Regions from separate parts of the Homo sapiens genome. Here region 2 is linked to region 1. A link is a contact called in ENCODE Hi-C data. All regions are on one chromosome and are shown on one strand. The core of a region is the stretch at or near the end of the contact, and the rest is flanking DNA. Distances in the headings are between cores, read along the strand shown. Region 1 has its middle 19 kb from the start of CLDN8. Region 2 holds the start of KRTAP25-1 (keratin associated protein 25-1).

What was found. Hi-C counts contacts between places; a loop is a spot of excess contacts on that map. Pooled maps may share reads with other maps.
Region 2: a map of OCI-LY7 shows a loop between it and region 1 (3-fold over the local background). The contact joins the promoter of KRTAP25-1 here to the enhancer-like site in region 1. A Hi-C loop is called at or near these places in 1 of 168 maps with a recorded cell type or tissue (OCI-LY7) and 1 of 50 pooled maps.

Annotation. Positions count from the first base shown.
Region 1 is chr21:30,232,833-30,236,602 of GRCh38, reverse strand. No RefSeq gene overlaps it. Among named protein-coding and RNA genes, the nearest start is that of CLDN8, 19 kb to the right of the region's middle. Within about 2 kb of position 1,827, at least 2 of the 41 ENCODE cell types and tissues checked have a DNase peak (open chromatin) inside an H3K27ac peak, as active enhancers do.
Region 2 is chr21:30,287,313-30,291,082 of GRCh38, reverse strand. KRTAP25-1 (keratin associated protein 25-1) reads left to right here and starts at 1,569. Exons shown (of 1, transcript NM_001128598.1): 1 at 1,569-1,938. The coding sequence starts at 1,593. The coding sequence ends at 1,901.

The DNA of each region.
Region 1 (3,770 bases), core at 578-3,077:
AATAAAAAAACATTTAGGAACTGCCTCTTCTTTTCTTTTAAAAATGTACTTGGGCCAGGTGTGGTGGCTCACGCCTGTAATCCCTGCACTTTGGGAGGCTGAGGTTGGCGGATCACTTGAGGCCAGGAGTTCAAGACATGCCTGGCCAGCATGGTGAAACTCTGTCTCTACTAAAAGTACAGACATTAGCCAGGTGAGGTGGTCCATGCCTGTAATCACAGCTACTTGCCTGGTTGAGGCAAGAGAATTGCTTGAACCTGGGAGGTTGCAGTGAGCCAAGATTGCACCACTGTGCCCCAGCCTGAGTGACAGAGCAAGACCCTGTCTCAAGAAAATACATAAATACAAAAATTTTTTAAACTCACTTTTAACTGTTTCTAATCAGAGTCTATATTCCAGGCAATTTGCATCTATCCTCTCAGGTTGCAGTCCTCAAACGTGGCCCAAATAAACTCTCTACTTATATTAATTTGGCCTCAGTTTTTCCTTTAGATTGACACATTAAGTCTTCCCAGAAATTTCCATGTCCTGGTTCACTGACTTTATTGAAAGAAAAACAAAGCTTCCTCCTCTACTAAAATCTTTTCCAGATTTTCCCTAAATTAGTTCTCGGGTTCCAGAGTGATAGCTCCCAAAAGCCAAGAGAGACATGTCCCTGAGAGATGGCAGGTGAATCCTTAGCCACACCTTCATTTGCAGTCATGAAATCTCCTAGAAATCCCATGTCTTATTTTGTTGTAATTGATGCAATATTTTTTCATTCTAACATGTTGTGTATTTGTTTCAATACTCTAATGAGTATCTTATAGCACCAGTTCAGTAATTTAGTTTTATTTCTCCTCAATTTTTGAGAAAGTTGGTAATTCAGAAAGGTATTTCCTGTCACTCCGCAGACACATATGTCCCTGATATGTCCCTGGCACCTCCCCTCATCCTTACTGTCAGCACACCACTGTACTGTATACTTCTGCCCATATGCAGAAGCTCATTTTGAAAAGTAAAACCATGAACCTTTGGTGTTTGATCACATAAACATGCAGAATATTTTTCACATCGATTACTTCCTCCATTTCATCAATGATCTTGATTTGCAAAGCTCAGATCATAATCACTCTTGACAAATGAGATGCAATGTAAAGTACATCATTCTTCTCTATGACTTTAATAAACATTTGAAATATACTTTTCTAAATACTGCTGTCATCATAGGGACCACACTGATGGCAATGACCTGATCATTTCCGTGTTTAAGACAAGTCTCAAATTCCTTTCTGAGGTGGTTAGTGCTCACTAGTTTATAAATACTAGCTAATCAGTTTGAAAGCATTTCATGATTTAAAAATATCTCAGGAGGTCAGCAATCAGGGATTGAGACAGATGGGCATAGTTTTATTGGAAGACTATCTTGGGTAAACCTTGTGGATTGGCAAAAAAAAAAAAAAATGTCTAAATTTGGAAGACTCAAGCTTTGCCAAATATTAGCTGTGTAATTTTAGACAGATTATATATCTTTGAGCTTCAATTACCCCATGATAAATTTTACATGATAAAACCTATCATATCCTCCTCAATAGCTATTATGAGGACGAAATGGGATATTTATATTTCTTTCCAAGATTAAAACATAGCTATGTGAAAAGACATCTGTATATCTGTCTGTGTTTAATATCTGAAAGTTGGTTCAGGAGATTAGTCATTGATTAAGCAATAATACTTTGAATTACTTGTAAGTTACTGCTTCCTCTGGAAGAACAAAGTAGTCAATGAAAGGGATGATTCAGTGGGTTCAAACCATGTGCACCACTTACAAACTGTGTAGCCTCGAGCAAGTTTCTTAAATTCACTAAGCTGCAGTTTCCTTATATGTAAGTGGAGCTAATAATAAAAATACTTACCACCTGGAGGTGTGTTAACCAATTATGGTAATGTACACTCATGGATTATAATGACTGTCACAAAGTAAGTTCTTAATAAACAGTAGCCATTGACATTGACTAGTGGTAACAGTAGTAATAGTAAAGTGCATCTATGTTTTTATTAACAAAGAATCCTTTTTGTAGAGTGAATTAAAACATTATGTTTCTCCTAAAGGTAATTAATTACATACTATTCTCATAATCAAGAGCAGGGACCCAGGGAGAGAACTGAGCCATTGTATTGGATGAGGTATAGAAACATAGAGTTCAGAGTGATGGGGCTATATAACCGTACATTTTCAACCTACATCTATGGTATGTTAGAGAAAATTTTGTTTCTATAAAGCAAGTAGAGGTAACCCAACACATCTGTACTTGTAACAACGTCCAAGGCACTGAACAAAGTTCAAGGCACTGATGGCATAGAATCTGCTCTCTACCCTAATCAAATGGTGATTTGCTCTATTGCCTGCAATAAAACATGTTTATATCGAATACAGCCCTGTAAAGGATACCTAGAGGAACATTGAATCCTTCTTCATTTCCTCCTTCTCAAGGAACTGGCAAGAATTTAAACCTGGTAGAATTAAGCAAACTTTTTCCCTGCTAAATCTCATGCTGTTCTCATTTCACTTAATCACTTTGGGGTTTCTGCTGCTATCCTCAGGCTCCTCCTTGTTAAATTTTGGTCATGGCTTATGTATTTGCTCAAATCTTTATTAATTGAGAGATGGAAGATAAAAAATAACACTTCCCTGTAATATCTCTGAAAAACTCTCCCTTTTACCCATGAATTGCTGCAGCTCTTTGGCATTCTCTACTGGATCTAATGTTTCAACATTCTCTGCAGGAATCAATCAATAGCCATCTGCTTCCCATTAAGGAGAAAGGGGTTGAAATGGCTAAAGTAACTTGGCTGGAAAAAGTCTTCCTCCTGTTAGAAAATAAGAATAACATCATCTTTATAATTGTACACAGAGTGATAACAATTTAAACATTACATTAATAACTATCTTCTTGGGAAAGGTGAGTTGAATTACAGCATTAAATCATACAATATGTAATACTGATTGGCTTAAATAAAAGTAACATTACAATTTAATATTGTGTCTAAGAAAATAGTGATGGAAAAAATTACATCACATACTAATGTGGCAACATGGTGTCCTTTTCCTAGTCCTCAGCTTCTCCGCCACTGACAGTCTCTCTTTTCATTTAAATGTATTCACACACCATCAAAGCCATAAAGCCAAATTCTGTGGCATATTAACTTTCTTTCAAGGCCTACTGACTTTTACAAGAAGTTTCTGTGTCAGGTTAAAGATTGGAGTCTCACTTCTGCTCTATTTTTTTATGGGTTAACGTTCCCAGAGGTAAAAGAGCTCCCACATTGGAAGCTGTTATTGAAATTATAGAACATAAAGGGACTTGGATGTCTTCAGCAAGATCTGGATTTCCCATGTGAGATCTATTTTATCTTCCATGCAGTGACTGAGAACCTGATACTACTTCTTTTTTCTTTGTAATTTAACTTATATTTTAGATTCAGGGGGTACCTGTGCAGATTTGTTACATGAGTATATTGTTTGATCCTGAGGTTTGGGGTATGATTGATCCTGCCATCTAGATAGTGAGCATAGTACCCAATGGTTTTTCAGTCCTTGCACCCCTCCCTCTCTCCTCTAGTAGTCCTCAGTGTCTATGATTGCCATCTTTATGTCAATGAGTACACAGTGTTTAGCCCCCTTTTATGAGTGAGAAAATGCAGCATTTAGTTTTCTGTTCCTGCTGAGGATAATGGTCTCTAGCTGCATCCACGTTGCTGCAAAGAACATGATTTCATTTTTTTAATGG
Region 2 (3,770 bases), core at 320-2,819, 55 kb before region 1:
CTTCAATGAACAATGCAGGAACAACAGGACTATTGTACAATAGGAAAGTATTCAACAGAAGGATCATCAATGATACTCTAAGATGCCAAGTGGCTACTTGGAATCTTTAGTGTCCTCTGCTCATGAACAACTCCGTCACTGCTGATAAGTGAGAAGATGATTGAGAATGGAATGTGTTGGTTTGGGAAGACAAGAGACTCCAGAAAATAGATGCCTGTAAACATTAACTTGCATCTTTAGGGAAGAATCCAAAATATTGTTGTTCCTTCCATAGTATTCAAGTAAGCAGGCTTCGGACATCTTTTTTATGTGATATTATAGTTTTGCATAATCCTTGTTTAGCTCATTGCATGAAGACCAAATTGGTCCTCCTGAAAAATTGCTTCAGATGAAGACATCCATTAATTCTGGAAAGCTAGTACACAAGCTGATGACTATTGATATCATGTTTATCCTCTTATTTGAAGACCACAGGTACATGTAAGACATTTGCACTAGTATAAAAGCACATATGTCATCAATGTTACCATGTAAAACTATTATATGTCTTTTCTCAAGTGTTTGGAAATCAAACACAACTTTTAAGTATGAAAAATATTAAGTTGTCAAAGCTGAGCTCTTTAAAATGTACCCTAACATGCTTATATAAAATTGACTCTCAAGACAATATACAGATAGCAACATCACATAATTAGATTCTCAGCTAAGTATGAAAAACAGCGAATAGCATGAGATATTTTGTCTGGAAAATCCAAGAAACTTTGATATATGGAAACTATTTTAGGACATCAACACCTCCTCTAAGCATTGCAACATTGTATCTCTTCTTCCAGGATGAGGACTATGCCTTCCTAACTGTGGGGTTCCTTGTAGATAATGAATAGGATAAACATCCATTCAAATGGACTCCTTTTAATTAAGCATTATTTAGGAGTGGAAGCAGAAGCAAAGCAGATAAAATACACAAGTGATTACATCACACACATTCTGAAACCTGATAAACAGGAGAAAGATTACAACTGTAGATATATAGAAGATTAAAACCAAAATTATTTTATGAATGGGAAGAAAGTTATCTTCATAGGCAACACAACACTAAGTTCATGAGATATTATGATGCAAATTAATCTAAAATATGGGGAGGCAGAGAGTCTGAGTATATAGCTATCAAGGTGTAGAAGCAACCTGGTCTAGTTTGATGTAGACTTAGATAAGCTATTCTTTGTTACTTATCTGAATGAAAGCCTTACTTCAGACTCTGTCATGTCAGCCAGCATCTGCTATTATGGAAACTACAACTTCTGTTGTCTTGGGAGTTACTGCCATGTTCTTGTCACCTCATCCACTGCACTCTGGCCTACTTGTGTAAACTGGGACCATGCTCTGTGCTTGTCCAACCAACGCTGAATTTGACTTCTAGAAAACTCCCCAGAGACATGTGGTAAACCTTCCAGCTACCATTCATCCAGTTGTGTGCATGCAATTTGTAAAATTTCTTGCTGCTTTCTACTACTTACTGTGTCTCCAGACCTTGCCACTCAACTAGCTGTTTTTATATCAATCCTTATTTCTCAAGTTCCTGCCAATCCTCAATGCATAACAGATCTCAAGGCTTTTTTTTCAGTAGTTGCCACCCCCAAAACCATGTCTCTTATGGCTGTCAATCACCGAGCTTTATTTTTTGTCGCTGTCAATCACTGAATTTTGTGTCCAGGACCTGCTATCCCTTGAGCTATTTCTCCTATGGTAATCAAACTATAGGTTCTATATCCAACAGCTTCAGATCCCTGAATTATGTGTCTCATAGTTTCCAACCTATTTCCTTCATGCACAGCAGTTTCCAACCAGCTTGTTCTGATTTTGTGGGTTGGCAATCTCCATTTCTTAGAAGAACATGCTGAATTGTCTTTTCAGTGTCTTGCCCTGACAGCGTTTTACAGAAATTTTATCTTTAGGTTGAAGAATTGTTCTTAGGCTGATGGACCATTGTGTTTATAGTTCAGGTGCTGTTTTAACCTGTACCATTTTACTTGATCAAATTCTAAGAGATTGTAATTGTTTCTTCACTAGAAAATTTTCACTGCCAGCGATTCTTGATTTCTATGCCAATAATATGTCCTTGAATAGGAAGACAAGTTTTCATGGTTATTTATAAGTAAACTGTCTTCAAATTATATAGAAAAGAGTATCTTTTGGTTCTTCATTATCTTCAATGAAGTTAAGGACTGTTAGTTTCACTAAACAAATATAATGAAAAGAAAGAAAATAAAGAGTATCTGAAAAACGCAGGCAAGATAGATCCTTTCAAGAATCTGATTGCATGTGTCCTACTACTTAAACATTAAATATGCACCTGTATTTTCTAACAGTTAAAAAGAGAATTATTTAGCCCAAATAGACTACATTTTGCCTTAGCAACCAACAACTTCAAAATTCCAGATGCTTAAAATTGGAATGGTCTACTTATCACCCCTACTACACATTCATTGTTTCAGCTCCCAAATCATTCTCATTCTGGGACCCAGGCATAGAGGATCTTCACTATCAGGAATAATGCCAGTAGAGGCAGAGAGAAAATAGCAAGGAAAATTAATTGCTCATCAGCCCTGCATATGTCTTCTAAATTACCATTGAACAGAACAAGTTACAATGCCCAGCCTGCCCCACAAGATTAAGCACAAAGGGGTTACATAAATTTTAGTTCTGTACAACGGACAGCACAATATTTTTTCCTCTTGAATGAAACTTAAGTCCTCCCCCCTTCCCTCCCGTGGATCCTTGCATAGAGAAAATTGTTATTACTTTGAACTTGTTTCTCTCTTATATGTATGTAACTAATTAATTCAGTTATTCCACCTACTCACTGGGAACTTGTTCTTCTTACAAGCAACTGCTCATATTCCAATAACTATTCCACCATATTGATCATCTTCAATGTACCGGGCATACCACTACATGATCAATAATCTCCCAATGCACGTATGAAAAGATACTATCATCCCCATTGTTACAGATAAGAAAATTCAAATAGGTCAAGAAACTTGCCAGAAGACCCACATAAGTTATAGTTCAAAGACTTTTCATTGTCTTTCATATTATCTCTATTTTTATTTATTCAGGTTTTGGCTAATCTAGAAGCCACTTGGAAGTTATCAATTACTTGGTGACCATAATCTTCAATTCTAGAATGACAAATCTAAACTTCAAATAAAAGTATTTCCTCTCTGCCACAGCCCCACCCAGCCTTTCTCTCTAGCTGGACTAACTTTAATGGTGTGTACCTTTATGGAGTATGCCCTCTCTGGGATCCTTATTTCCCATATAAATGGTGGTAAATGCCTTCAACTTATTCAATTCCTCCAAATTTAATTTCTAAGATCAACATATAATTTATACACATCATAGCAAGTTACCTAGCCTAAAACAGCCTATTCTGGCATGTTCTTTCCTTCCTTTTTCCTTCCTTCCTTCCTTTCTTCCTTCTTTCCTCTCTCTTTCCTTCCATTTTTCCTCCCTCCCTCCTTCCTTCTTCCTCTCCCTTCCTTCTTCCCTCCCTCCATCCCTTCCTTTCTTGCTTCCTTCCTTCTTTATTTTTTCTTTCTTCTTGCTTTTGATGTACACATACAAAATGCAGTAAGTTTTAGATGAGATCCAATGACAATAAAAAATAATAATACTAACAAATATTATAGGCTGATGATAATGATAAAGGTTAACATCAAAACATCAGCTACACAAAACTATATTTCCTATGCTGTGCTTGACCAACT